3 separate regions of the Homo sapiens genome follow, and all the other regions are linked to region 1. The links are chromatin contacts, found by Hi-C or POLR2A ChIA-PET in ENCODE. All regions are on one chromosome and are shown on one strand. Each heading gives the region's core, a stretch centred on a gene start or an enhancer-like site at or near the end of the contact. The rest is flanking DNA. Distances are from core to core; before and after follow the strand shown.

Region 1 (4,522 bases), core at 1,411-3,910:
TGCTATGTTGCCCATGCTGGTCTCAAACTCCTGGCCTCAAGGGATTGAAAACTATTTTAAAATATATATATATATTTTAATATATATATATATAATGTACATATATACATATACATTTATACATATATACATACATATATAATATATACATATTATATATTATATATACATACATAATATATACATATTATATATTATATATACATACATAATATATACATATTATATATTATATATACATACATATATATACATATTATATGTATGTGTTGGCCAGTTTTTAGTTGTTTAAAGCAGAAAGGTAAATCCAGTCCCTATTACTCCATCTGATCACCTCCTTGGTCCTGAGATTTTATAAGAATACGTTTAGGCATTGGTCTAAAATCAGTGAGGTCAGATGACACTAGGAAAGCACACTTGAAAATAATAAAACTGGGCCAGGCGTGGTGGCTCACATCTATAATCTCAGCACTTTGGGAGGCCGAGGCAGGCAGATCACCTGAGGTCAGGAGTTCAAGACCAGCCTGGCCAACATGGTGAAACCCCATCTCTACTAAAAATGCAAAAATTAGCTGGGTGTGGTGGCACGTGCCTGTAATCCCAGCTACTTGGGAGACTGAGGCAAGAGAATTGCTTGAACCTGGTCTTTAGAATTATTTCAGTAGAACCAAGTGTAACATTATTTAGTTGGTTTATCATTAACAGAAAATCATAATTAAAAGCTTTATTTAACTTTGTAAATTTGAAAGAGCATAAAGAATAGATGTTTTAGTTGAATATATATATATGATTCAATTCCTAGAGAAATTCTGATACATAGATTTTAACTTAGCACACTAAGTTCAGCACAGATGCCAGGGAGTAGAATGCTTGACTCACCAGCACACAGGAGAACTGTGGTGCAGGAGCACCAAGCCTCCTCTACATTCCCTTCCCCCAGAGCATTGCCCACTCGGATGCTGGCTGCAACTCCAAGGCCCAGGGGTACCTGAGAATTAAGAAGCATAAATCACAGTCGTAAAGCCTGAACATTGGAGTATTAGTGCACTAGCGTCTAACTAAATGGAAACAGGACAGACCCGGAGAGCTGAGTTCTAGAACTGGCTCTCTTACATCCTAGCTGTGTGACTGTGGACAAATTGCTTAGCCATGTGACATCCGATTTCTTTGCAGGTAAGGAAGCATGACAGTTGCCCTGACGGCTCCCTGTACCACATTCATCACAGCAGAACCTCGTAATGAAGCTGGATTTGAGGGCAACACACCCCCTTTATTGGCTACACACACACTATCAAGACAATTCAACTTAGCTACATTATACAAAGTAAGATTTAACTTAGTATAAACGTTAGTATACAAATAATTTGTAAAAATTAAATGACCCATGTGAAAAAGCATTTAGAACCGCGCCTGGCACACTGTAGGAACCCCAGACATTGATGAAATCTGACTCCACGACAATACCTCGTTTTTGGTGGGATGGGTGAAACATTCCATATGTCTGATTATCCGGTAAATTGAAAGAGGCCCCTTCAAATGCAAAGGCTTAATTTTAATCATTGATTATGAAAATCTAAAGCTATAAGCTTATTTGCTTCTTAAATAGACCACCACTCAACCTTTGGGGCCACCTTCTTGACCCCTATCATGATCCTGCAATACAATGCTGCCCCCAGGGGCTGCGAGGGTAACGTGGGTTGTACAGACAACTTAGCTTTGGGCTCTCAAGTTCACTTTTAATCACTCGTACATCAGCTCTAACTTCTCATTCCTACTAGAAACAGCATCCTCCCAAAAGCCTTCTAATTCATTACTGTTTTGAAAACTAGCCTAAGTTCAGTTGATAAAAATATATATTAAATTGTTAAGATTAAGAACTTGAGGCCAGGCGCGGTGGCTCATGCCTGTAATTCTAGCACTTTGGGGTGCCAAGGCTGACAGATCGCCTGAGCTCAGGAGTTCGAGACCACCCTGGGCAACATGGTGAAACCCTGTCTCTACTAAAATACAAAAAACTAGCCACGCATGGTGGCACGCGCCTGTAGTCCCAGCTACTCGGGAGGCTGAGGCATGAGAATCGCTTGAGCTCGGAAGGCGGAAGTTTCAGTGAGCGAAGATTGTGCCACTGCACTCCAGCTTGGGCTACAGAGTGAGACTCCATCTCAAAAAAAAAAAAAAAAAAAAGAACTTAAAAAAAAAAACAGACCTGAGTATGAGTATATAAACATCTCTTAAGATTTGCATGCCTAAAGTACACATAACTGGCTTCCAGTTCAAAATGAATGAATCACATGCCTAACTCCCTTCCCTCCCAAAACACTGTTAATGGAAAATAAATCTCCATGCTTAATAGAAAATAAATTCATTAACAACACTGAGAATGAGAGCCGGTCAGCTTCTGGAAGAGGGAAAGCAGGCTCCACAGCCATGATCCAAGGGCAGAAACGCAGGAAGCCACAGCACAGAACATGAACAGAATGCTGCCTCACACTCCGTCTTCCCAGTAGAGCTCCAGGAGCACTGACGCCCTGCTTCCCCCCACCGAGGCTGTGAAGAAGAGCAGTCAGGGAGATGCGCCACAGGGCTGGGACAGGACACCCAAGCCCCGCGACCTGCCCGTCCTTAGCCTTACTGCACACAAGAAGCTGGGCTGACACAGAAAAGCCAAGTGTGGAGCTTCCTCCGTGGCGTGAGTCAGGCCCTTCTTCTTTTGTTTTGGGGGATAGGTGGGACATGGGGATAAGGTGGGGCAGGAGGTCAGGCTGCCTACTGCCTAATCCTCACCCATAAGTCCTAAAATGAAGATGTCACTGGACAGGTACCACCTTGGTACCGAGTTCCCCACTGGTCCTTCCCATTTTGGGGAGAGGCCTGTTGGAGAAAAATCTCCAAATAATAGGAGAGGAAAGCTATGCCGGCCATTTGTTTGATAAATCAATGTACTCATTCATTCCTAAGTATAAACAGACTAGTAAGATCACCAGAGCTTTGAGGAAGACTGAAGCACACATCCCCAAAACAGATAAAGATAAGTAAAAGGTCAACTGATCTCAGAGAAAATAGATGACTCAAGGAACACAGAAGAACGTTTAAAGTTCCGATTTAGCATCCACAGGGATATTTAAAAGGTAATGCAGCATAAAACAAGAACAGGTTCCCATAAAAGAGACTATAAGACAAAAAAAAGATGTTCTTAGAAATTAAAAATGAAACTAAAAAAAAAAGCAGCAAAGAAGATAAACAAAAAGACAAAGAGATATTTTTTAATAGAAAAAAAAAAGCCAAAGCCAAGAAGATTAATTCCCAAGGTCAACCTCCACCTAATAAGAAATTTAAAAAGAAAGAACAGAAAAAAATTTACAGAAAAGAGGGAAAGAATATTTTTTAAATTTCCCAGAGTTGAAGAAAAACACAGGTCTTCAGACTGAAAGGGTATACCAAGTGCTAAGCAGAAGTTAAAAAGTATCCTCAGAGAAATGCACTCTTGTGAGATTTCAGAACTATAAAGATAAAGAAATAAACGTTAAAACTTTCAAAGAGAAAAATCATGCTGCCTACAAAGGAACAAGAAACAGATTCTGAGCAGACTTCACATCAGTAACTCTGAATACCAGACTGAGACACAGCAATGTCCTCAAAATTCAGAGGGAAGTTATTTTGAACCTACAATCCTATACTCAGCCAAATTATTAAACAAGTATAAGAGGAAAATAAAGACTCTCGAATATGCATGGCATATGATTTACTTTCCATATAATCTTAGAACAAGTTTTTGACTAAGTACTCCAGAACAAATTTTTTTAAATTTTCATTTGGCTGCTGCTAGATCAGAAGAAAAAAAATTAAAGAAATCTAAGAAAGAGGAAGAAATGGGATCAAAGAAATTGTAGGCTTAATTCAGGAGGACAATGAGAGAAATTCTGGAATGACAGCTGTGCAGCAAGCTAGAAAAAAGTCTAGAAATCAATGGATACAAATTAATTATTCCTTTTTTTTTTTTTTTGAGACAAGAGTCTTCTTCCGTCACCCAGGCTGGAGTGCAGTGGTGTGATTTCAGCTCACTGCAACCTCCGCCTCCCAGGTTCGAGTGACTCTCCTGCTTCAGCCTCCTGAGTAGGTGGGACTACAGGAGCCTGCCACCACTCCCAGCTATTTTTAGTAGAGATGAGGTTTTGCCATGTTGGCCAGGCTGGTCTCGAACTCCTGACCTCAGGTGATCTGGCTGCCTTGGCCTCCCAAAGTGCTGGGATTACAGGCATGAGCCACCGCGCCCAGCCTGGATACAAATTAAAACAAGGAATCAAAGGGCCCTGAGGCATTCAAGAAAAAAATGCACTCATACTTAACAGTATGTTTACACACTGGATCATCTTAGTAACGAGATGAGGGGCCATGCTGCTCCATCAATAAGAAATAAAGGCTGTTAGAAATGCCAGAAAAAACAAATGAGCTGCACAAGAAAAGTCATGGCCTAAATATGAAACAAAATATGACATGATTTTGACCAAATGACAAAAGCAAG
Region 2 (4,522 bases), core at 602-3,101, 58 kb before region 1:
GAGAGCTGAGTAGAAGGGGAAGAGAAATGAGGCTCACACTCAGCTGCCCTTTTCCAAGAAATGATGTATGCTTCACCTGGACGCAGCTAAGCCATTGCCTCTGCACACTTCTCTTAGATTCCTAGCAAGTCACTTCACCCTTTTAAAATTGTGGATAAGTGGAGTTTTAACACCCTGATACTCTGGGCCCAGGTCCAAAATGTCTAGAGATAAGTAAGTTAAACATTCTTTTTTCTTTCTTTTTTTTTGGAGACGGAGTCTTGCTCTGTCACCCAGGGTGGAGTGCAGTGGCACAATCTTGGCTCACTGCAACCTCTGCCTCCCGGGTTAAAGCAATTCTCCTGCCTCAGCCTCCCTAGTAGCTGGGACTACAGTCACGTACCACCACACCCAGCTAACGTTTGTATTTTTAGTAGAGATGGGGTTTCACCATGTTGGCCAGGCTGTTCTCGAACTCCGGAACTCAGGCAATCCACCTGCCTTGGCCTCCCAAAGTGCTAGGATTACAGGCGTGAGCCACTGCGCCCGGCCCATTCTTTTTTCAATAACCCTTAAGCCTCCAACTGTAGCAAAAAAAAAACAAAAATAAAAACAAAAACAAAAACAAAAACAAAAACAAACCAAAAAACCCTTGAAAACATACCCCAACTTGGCCCACCTTACATATAGAAAGAAAACAAAAAGTTCCTACCTCACTCTTAACAGACAGGGCTGGGTTTTGAAATCTGGTGTTCATCTCTGCTTACTGGACCAACGCAGTCTGTGAACTACCAGAAAAATCAACAGGGCCTTTCTCCTCAGCACAGCTTGGTATTTCTGAGAAAACCCAAATGATTTCAAATGCAACTGGTATCTCCAATTCCACTAAGGCTGGGATACTGTAAGATGAGCCAAACCCCTTTCAAATTTTTGTTGTTGTTGTTGTTGAGATGGAGTCTCGCTCTATTGCCCAGGCTGGAGTGCAGTGGCATGATCTTGGCTCACTGCAACCTCCACCTCCCGGGTTCAAGTGATTCTCCTCCCTCAGCCTCCCGAGTAGCTGGGACTACAGGTGCGTGCCACCATGCCTGGCTAATTTTTGTATTTTTAGTAGAGACAGGGTTTCACCATATTGGTCAGGCTGGTCTTGAACTCCTGACCTCGTGATTCCCCTGCCTCAGCCTCCCGAAGTGCTAGGATTACAGGTGTGAGCCACTGCGCCGGCCCCCTTTCAAATTTTAAACAAAACATAAACACAACTATTACCATTGCCTTTTCCAAGCCCATTCTTCACTGATATGGTCAATATTTTCAATGTTATATCCTCAGTTGAACGGCTGAGGGCACCACAGACACAATTGCCTTCCTCATTCCATCTTAACTTTAATTACGGATTTCCTCTTTCATCTCAAAATACGCAAACTGCTTTGAGAAGGCAGCTATCATGAGGGCCTCTTTGCAAGCCCATCCCTATAATGACTAATCACCAAAGATAAACTTTATCAGGTAGTGAACTTTGGAGGAAAAAAACTCAAGCCTAATAAAATATCCCTCACCAAAGCTGTTGTACCAGAGTTCTTGCCTTCACCTCTGTGGTAAGCTGATTTCATGCACATTCAAGAACAAAGCTGTAAGTGACAAGGAAAGTCCAATACCAAAAGGATCAAAGGGCTAACCCTTTGATCAGACAGCTCAGAATTCTGCAATCAAGTTCTACGCTGTTTTAATCTCTTAGACCAGAGATCAGCAAACTTTTCTGTAATAATTTAGGCTCTGAGGGCCATTCAGCCTCTGTTGCAACTACTCAGCTCTGTCACTGTCCCATGAAAGCAGCTGTGGATGATTAAACAAGTGGGTGTGGCTGTGTTCCAATAACTTCAGTGACAAAAACGGGTAGCTGGCCAGCAGGCTGTGGTTCACTGACCCTGTCTTAGACTCTACAAGTTAATGTAGAGTCCTGCTAGAATATGCATCTGGCAGCCATCAGGCCAGGACCAGACTGAATGGCACTCATGGGTTATAGGGACTCACCTTGACAAGCACAGCGGCTACAATACCCAGGAAAGTGAGCAACAGGAGACCGAGTTTTTCTTTGTTGAACCGTTTCAAGAGAAAAAATTTTCCCCAATCCACCTTTGACTGGCTGTTGGGAGGATATCTGAGTTTGTTAGCACCTTCTCTCTTTAAACTTTTTAATAAACAGGGACGCTGATGAGAAAAAGTATCAAAACTATGTTTTCCGTGATAAGCTCCCATCCCACTGGAACCTGAAATAAAGGGAACAGACAAAACAAGCTTCACTGTAGATGATGCAAGCTACTTCTGTCTAACAACGACCGGGAAAGCTCACATGCACTCCCTGCTGCCTGGGAACCCCACTGAACATCTCTGCCAGCTGAAGTATCTCTTTTCAGGAAGTCCTTACCAACTTCCCTGGAAAAGTCAATTTCCCTGTCAAACAGGATGCTTTCCATGAGCAAGACAAGGACTTGCACCTCTTCTAGAGCTGTGGCTCTCATTTATGCCAGGGACTGTGCTAAGAGTTAAATCATTCTCTTAAGATAATTCTCACCACAATCCCACTTGGTGAATTATCAGCAGCCTCATTTCCAGAGAGGGAAAGGGAGCTTACAGGGTCAGTTAACCTGCCCAGGGTCACACGGCTGCTAAGTGGCAAAGCCAGAACCCGAACCTGGATCAGACTCTAAATGCTATATGTGCTCTCTTCCCACCATCCCATGTGGCTTCATTCATCCATGGCCCCACACACCCACTTGCTTTCTCAAAGCCTGTGGAAAGTAAGACAGGGCAACAAGGTTGCACAGCTGGATGATAATAAGCAAGTGTAAATCTCTGCCCTCCACAAAGCCATGCTCTGTGACAGTTTCATTTCTCTAATTCATTGTGTGTACAACAGACTGACAGGCACAAAGCGGAGCAGTGTGAGCTGGGCAGAGGGAATGGCATGTGTGATATAAGACACAGGTGACCAGAGGCCAGGGAGCAGTTTACCAAGGCCAGGCTGCAGGAAGGAATCATTCATGAAGCAGGCCTGGTGTGAGAAGAGACCCAAGGACAAGACCATGAGAAACCCTAACTCTGAGGGAGGGTAAAGAATGAGGGAGGGGGCCGGGTGCGGTGGCTCACGCCTGTAATCCCAGCACTTTGGGAGGCCAAGGCGGGTGGATCACAAGGTCAAGAGATCAAGACCATCCTGGCCAACATCGTTAAATCCCGTCTCTACTAAAAATACAAAAATTAGTTGGACGTGGTGGCGCACGCCTGTAGTCCCAGCTACCTGGGAGGCTGAGGTAGGAGAATTGCTTGAACCTGGGAGGCGGAGGTTGCAGTGAGCTGAGATCGCGCCACTGCACTCCAGCCTGGGCGACAGAGCGAGACTCCGTCTCAAAAAAAAAAAAAAAAAGAATAAGGGAGGGGCGAGCCAAAGACATAACCAAGGTAGTAAGAAACTGGGAAAAATTTGGGAGGCTGATGCAGGAGGATTGCTTGAGCCCAGGAGTTCAAAGTTGCAGTGAGCTATGATTGTGCCACACTGCATTCCAGCCTGGTCAACAGAGTGAGACCCTGTCTCAAAAAATAAATAAAAAGCAAAAAACTGACATGAAGGAAATTACAAAGTTTTGTTGAAAGATATAAAAGGGCTATATAAATGAAGAGATGATATAACATATTCCCATTAAGACTCCACATTTTAAAGATATAAATTCTTCCCAAAATAATTTAAGTTTAAATCAATTTTAATAAAAATCCTAGGGGATTTCGGAAGGTTTTGTTTGTTTGTTTTAAGTAGGAGGAGGTAGTGATTCCAAAGATCATCTGGAAAAATAAATTTAGATAAGAACAAGCAAGAAAACATCGAAAAACAGTAATAATGAGGAGCTTTTACTTTTAGGTATTGAAATAGTACTGTGTCCTAAAGAGCAAACTACTGGATTGGTTGAATATGTGGGTTTTGGAGCCAGACAACTTTGGCTCATTTCTTGGCTTTACTACTTATTAGTTGTCTGTCTCTAAAATGCGTGCATTTGACCGGGCACGGTGGCTCACACCTGTAATCCCAGCACGTTGGGAGGCTGAGGTGGGAGGATTGCTTGAGCCCAGGAATTCAAGACCAGCCTGGGCAACACAGTGAGACCCCGCCTCTATACAAAAAAAATTTTTTTAATTAGCCAGGCATGGTGGTGCACCCTTGTAATCCCAGCTATTCAGGAGGCTGAGGCGGGAAGATTGTTTGAGCCTAAGAGGTTGAGGCTGCAATGAGCCGTGATTGCACCACTGTACTCTGGCTTGGGTGACAGAGTGAGACCCTATCTCAAACAAGAAAAAAAAGAAAAGAAAAGGCGTGGATTCAACCGCAGTACCTGGCATACAATAAGCACTTACTAAATGTCACTTATAAAGCTAACTGTACAACTACTGTAATTGAAACTGTGGTACTGGCCCACGGAAAAAACAAACCAGAAAGATAATGCAACCAATGAGAAAACCCTAAGAATGACCCAAACGTGTTTTTATTGAGTAC
Region 3 (4,522 bases), core at 678-3,177, 34 kb after region 1:
TGGGGGCAGTGATGGTTGGCAAGCAGTAATCAGAAAAGGTGGACCCCAATCCTGGGCCCTGCGGGGACACAGCAGGAAATTTCCCTGCCAGTCTTAGATCATCATCCTGTTAAGGTAGAGGCCAAGCTCGTCTTTCCCGGTGGGGACACTGGAGCAGCCATGTATACGAATCTCCTCTGCCTTCATGCCTCTTCCTAGAGTCCCAGTCTAAACTTTCAAAGGAAGCAAAAATGTCCCTTAATCCAATACGTTCACCAAATAACAGACCTGTAAATAAAATGTGTGACTGATTCCACCTGGCAAGGTCTTGGCTCCCATGTAGCTGAATGAGAAGCTCCGGTGGCCCTCCGTGTTCTTAGGGTGTGTACCCATCTCACGGGGACACAGGGGACATTTTCTGAGACTAGGGAAAGCCGCCTACCATCACCAGCAGAAGTGTTTTCCACTTTCTCTGAAAGCCTGGATGAAATGCAGGAAGAAACAACTTTCCACATCACTAACAAAAGCCAGGGAACAGACGTCCCAGGAGGTGTGATTTCAATCCATGGGAGAGGCTTTTCCACAAGGGTGAAAGGGTGGGAGCTGAATGTACTGTGTAATCCAATTAATGGCAAACAACCTAAATTACCTAAAAGTCTCCTGATTTAATTTCATAATAGAAAAAAGTGCAGTTATTTCAGTTTTACACTTTTCTAAGTATTGACACGAGCTCCTTCCAAATCTAATCAGGTAATGGTAAGCCACAGGTCAGTCCCAGACCTGTAAAGGAAGATGCATAAGACATGATACAATTCAAACTGATTTTTTTTTCTTTCCTTTTTTTTTTTTTTTTTTTTTTGAGACGGAGTCTCCTTCTGTTACCCAGGCGGGAGTGCAGTGGCACAATTCCGGCTCACTGCAACCTCAGGCCCCTGGGTTCAAGCGGTTCTCGTGCCTCAGCCTCCCAAGTAGCTGGGATTACAGGCCCGTGCCACCACACCCGGCTAATTTTTGTATTTTTAGTAGAGACGGCGTTTTCCCATGTTGGCCAGGCTGGTCTCAAACTCCTGACCTCAGGTGATCCGCCTACCTCGGCCTCCCAAAGTGCTGGCTGGGATTACAGGCGTTAGCCACCGCGCCCCGCCCTGTGTGTTTGTTTTTGAGACAGGGTCTTGCTCTGTTGCCAAGGCCGGGGTGCAGTGGTGCGGTCTCAGCTCACTGCAGCCTCGATCTGCTGGGCTTAAGCGATCCTCCTGCTTCAGTCTCCCGAGTAGCTGGGACCATAGGCGGTGCCACCACGCTGGGATAATTTTTGTATTTTTAGTAGAGACGGGGGTCTTGCTATGCTGCCCAGGCTGGTCTCGAACTCCTGAGCTCAAGCGATCCTCCCACCTGGGCCTCCCAAAGCGCTGGGATTACAGTCGTGAGCCACAGCGCCTGGGGACACCGCTCAAATCCTAACCCTTGGCCGCCCGTCGGCTCCTACAGGGGCGAAATCAGGCACCCACCGTGACGGCGAGCGTGACAGCGTCCGGCTCGACCTTGCCCAGATGTCCACAGAAGATGGAGCTGACGAGGCTGATTATAAAGATCATCAACTGCGCAAGAAACTGCGGAGGCGCGGAAAGCAAGGCGCGTTCACAGCCGCCCTCCCTCCTGGAAGCCCGCGCCCACCCCTGCGCGGCGGCCGCTCCGGAGGCGTCGGGCTGGGCGTGAGGACGCCGCACTCACCACTGGGCCCGCGAGCGCCGCCAGCTCAGCCGCCTCCCCCCGCAGGTCCGGGGGCAGCGCACCCCGCAGGCCCCACAAGCCGTCACGCCATCCGAGGGCCCGGAGCCGCTATGGGGGCCGGTCCTTGGCGGCGGCGGGGAGCTCGGCGGGGACCGGGGCGTCGGCGGCCGCAGGGGCCTCCATGCGGAGGCTGGGAGCGGCTGGCGGCGGCGCGGGCGCGGGACCGCAGCGCGGTGTGGGGGTGAGGGGGGCGACCCGATCCCACCCAGCCCCGCCCCTCCCCGTCCCGGACCCGCTCCAGACGCCCAGGGCAATGGTCGCCGCCCGCAGAACTCTGGGGGAGGGCACCGGGAGGGCCCTTGGGGGCTTATGAAGGGGGCTCGGGGAAGGGGTCCCTGCGTGAGAGGACCCCTCGTGTGCTTTTGGATGACACGGGTTTTTATCAGGAGAGTTTGTAGGTCAGGTTGGAAGAGCAAAATGCCTAGAGGGTGGGCAGACAGGACTGAGCTGGTGATTCCATCCTCCCGCGGAGCACAGGGCTGGCGCTTTCTGGCATGCTTCTGGCCTGGGCTTGCTGCGGGTTCAGTGTTTCCGGGAGAGGAGGGGTCCTGCCTCGCAGGGACCCCAGCCTCCCTGCTCCTGGCGGCCCGGGGTGGCCTCCTGGCCGCGGCTATTTGTGGCTGGTGGTTGAAAGAACCTCCTCTTATCCCCAGGGGGTCCCTGCCCTACCTGGCAAGGGGAAGGGCAGGGAGTCCTGTGCGAGGGGAATGGAGACAGGGTTCGAGGGTTCCTGACGAGGAGCTGGGGAGGGGCCTCTGTGGTGTCTGCCCCCTGCCCCCAGGCCCAACCCCGAGGGCCACAGTGCAAGCCTTTACCTGCCTTCCTGGAGAATGGGCCTCGTGGCCCCAAGAACAAGGCACTGAGGGTAGAGATACCTTAAGGTGGCCCCAACCAAAATCAGCAGTTGGGTGTTTTTTACTCAAAGTAGGTAACTTTTCTGATTTTGTTATTTCAGGAAAAGGCCATGCCTAGAGCATTATATCCATCCTAGCACTAAGTCAAAAATGTAGAGGCAAAATCTCTATTTAATGTTTTATTTTGGAAGAAAGAATTGCATGTTCAGGGCATCCATGTAGACCAGTTGGTCCTCGGTATGTCGGAACAACACAGAGAAGGCTGGAGGTTTTATCAAAAGAAATGTCAGTATTGCTCTTTGAGAAAGTTTATTGGCACCAGGAAGGGTGTTGGGAGCTGGCAAGCTACAACTGGTGAGCAACCGGGCAGGCAAAATTATTCCTAGAGCTTCAGCAAGTTCTCTCAGCAGTTATGGACAAAGCTGGTCCCAGCTTACAGCACGCAGTTTCACCAGCTGGATGTGCAGAGAATTACATTACTAGATTAATGTTATGTGCCTGAGGTGCTTTTATCCCTGGCTTCTTGACTTTTGATTGGGTGTGATAAGAATGACTTAATTTGGTGTAATCCACTTTCACAGCACTGAGCATACTTAGTATGTACTGAGGGTTGCTGAATTAACGGTGTGTACCGCACCCCAGGAAGGCTTAATGAAGTAGGATTACTGCTTAAGCTAAGACCTTTATTAAAATTTTGTCCTCTGGCCAGTCGTGGTGGCTCATGCCTATAATCCCAACACTTTGGGAGGGCAAGGTGGAAGGATTGCTTGATCCCAGGAATTCAAGACCAGCCTGGGAAACAAAGGGTAGACCCTGGTATAAAAAATTAGCTAGGCGTGGTGGCACACGCCTGTGGTCTCAGCTACTCAGGAGGCTGAGGTGGGAGGATCACTTGAGCCCAGGAGGTTGAGGCTGCAGTACGTCACGCACACACCCCTACCAGGAATTATCAGTCTTTGTTTGGATTTCCACAGCTCGAAAGATTTCCCAACTGTTTTTCAGTGTCCACAGTGCCTAGATCTAGACCTCAAATGAAGATTAACAAATGCCAGCTGGGCATGGTGGCATACCCCTGTAGTCTCAGCTACTCTGGTGGCTGACACAGGAGGATTGCTTGAAGCCCAAGAGTTCGAGGCTGCAGTGAGCTATGATCGCACCACCGCACTCCAGCCTGCATGACAGAGCAAGACTTCCGTCTATTAAAAAAAAAATTAAAACAAAAACAAATACCATTTGCCCAGTGAATAGTAATCTAAGGCCCAAGGAAAGATATACTGTAAAATATATTTTACATAATTCAAGCAGTATGAATTCTTAAGCAGTTAGTTTATGGGTTTGTGTCTAAAAAAATAGCAGAAGTATCAAAGCCATTGGCCAATGCAGTCAGCACATTGATCCTTGCTTGGTTCAGATAGTGGTGAATTACTACTCATGTCATCTTTCAGACAGTGTCTTGGGCCACAATATAGCTTTTAACCTTAGTTGCTTTTTCTTTTTATAGAAAAATGTGTCTTTGCATTTCCAGCCCTCAAAATCCATGGGCACACCTGAATGACATTAACTCACAGTAAATTGTCACTGGTGGGCCTGTGAATTGTGTGTAAGCTCAAAAGCATCACTTGACCTGACTTTCTTTCCTACCACGTCACTGAATTCTGACATAGAATCTCACTAAAATCCCCACCAGCAAGATTAAGAAGACCCCCAGGAGCAGAAGCCCTCGCCGCAGCACCAGCTGTTTCCTGGACAATTTAGCGCCGTCCTGTGGATGTTCCGGCAAAGGTTCTTCTTGGCGCATCTGCTGATCTGACTGAGGCTCGCCTGTCTTTCCAACATCGTTCGTTAAAATTCCTTCAAGGTTTTCAGGGCACCCTGGGAGGAAAAAGGAACTTAGCAGC

Evidence for each region. Hi-C counts contacts between places; a loop is a spot of excess contacts on that map. ChIA-PET counts read pairs that join two places held with the same protein, here RNA polymerase II (POLR2A). Pooled maps may share reads with other maps.
Region 2: a map with no recorded cell type shows a loop between it and region 1 (4-fold over the local background). The contact joins two enhancer-like sites. A Hi-C loop is called at or near these places in 2 of 168 maps with a recorded cell type or tissue (CD8-positive, alpha-beta T cell and GM13976), 1 of 37 single-sample maps with no recorded cell type and 1 of 50 pooled maps. POLR2A ChIA-PET finds 5 or more read pairs at or near these places in 1 of 52 experiments (activated CD4-positive, alpha-beta T cell).
Region 3: a loop to region 1 is called in a map of astrocyte of the cerebellum, with 6 times the contacts of the local background. The contact joins two enhancer-like sites. A Hi-C loop is called at or near these places in 2 of 168 maps with a recorded cell type or tissue (astrocyte of the cerebellum and endothelial cell of hepatic sinusoid). POLR2A ChIA-PET finds 5 or more read pairs at or near these places in 4 of 52 experiments (BJ, H1, OCI-LY7 and 1 more).

What each region holds. Positions count from the first base shown.
Region 1 is chr17:19,612,254-19,616,775 of GRCh38, reverse strand. No RefSeq gene overlaps it. Among named protein-coding and RNA genes, the nearest start is that of ALDH3A2, 34 kb to the left of the region's middle. Within about 2 kb of position 2,660, at least 2 of the 41 ENCODE cell types and tissues checked have a DNase peak (open chromatin) inside an H3K27ac peak, as active enhancers do.
Region 2 is chr17:19,669,445-19,673,966 of GRCh38, reverse strand. It overlaps ALDH3A2 (aldehyde dehydrogenase 3 family member A2), which reads right to left. Exons shown (of 10, transcript NM_000382.3): 9 at 2,011-2,246. Among named protein-coding and RNA genes, the nearest start is that of ALDH3A2, 23 kb to the right of the region's middle. Within about 2 kb of position 1,851, at least 14 of the 41 ENCODE cell types and tissues checked have a DNase peak (open chromatin) inside an H3K27ac peak, as active enhancers do.
Region 3 is chr17:19,577,301-19,581,822 of GRCh38, reverse strand. SLC47A1 (solute carrier family 47 member 1) reads right to left here. Exons shown (of 17, transcript NM_018242.3): 17 at 2,789-4,496. The coding sequence ends at 4,270. It also overlaps the pseudogene SLC47A1P1. Among named protein-coding and RNA genes, the nearest start is that of SNORA59B, 22 kb to the right of the region's middle. Within about 2 kb of position 1,927, at least 5 of the 41 ENCODE cell types and tissues checked have a DNase peak (open chromatin) inside an H3K27ac peak, as active enhancers do.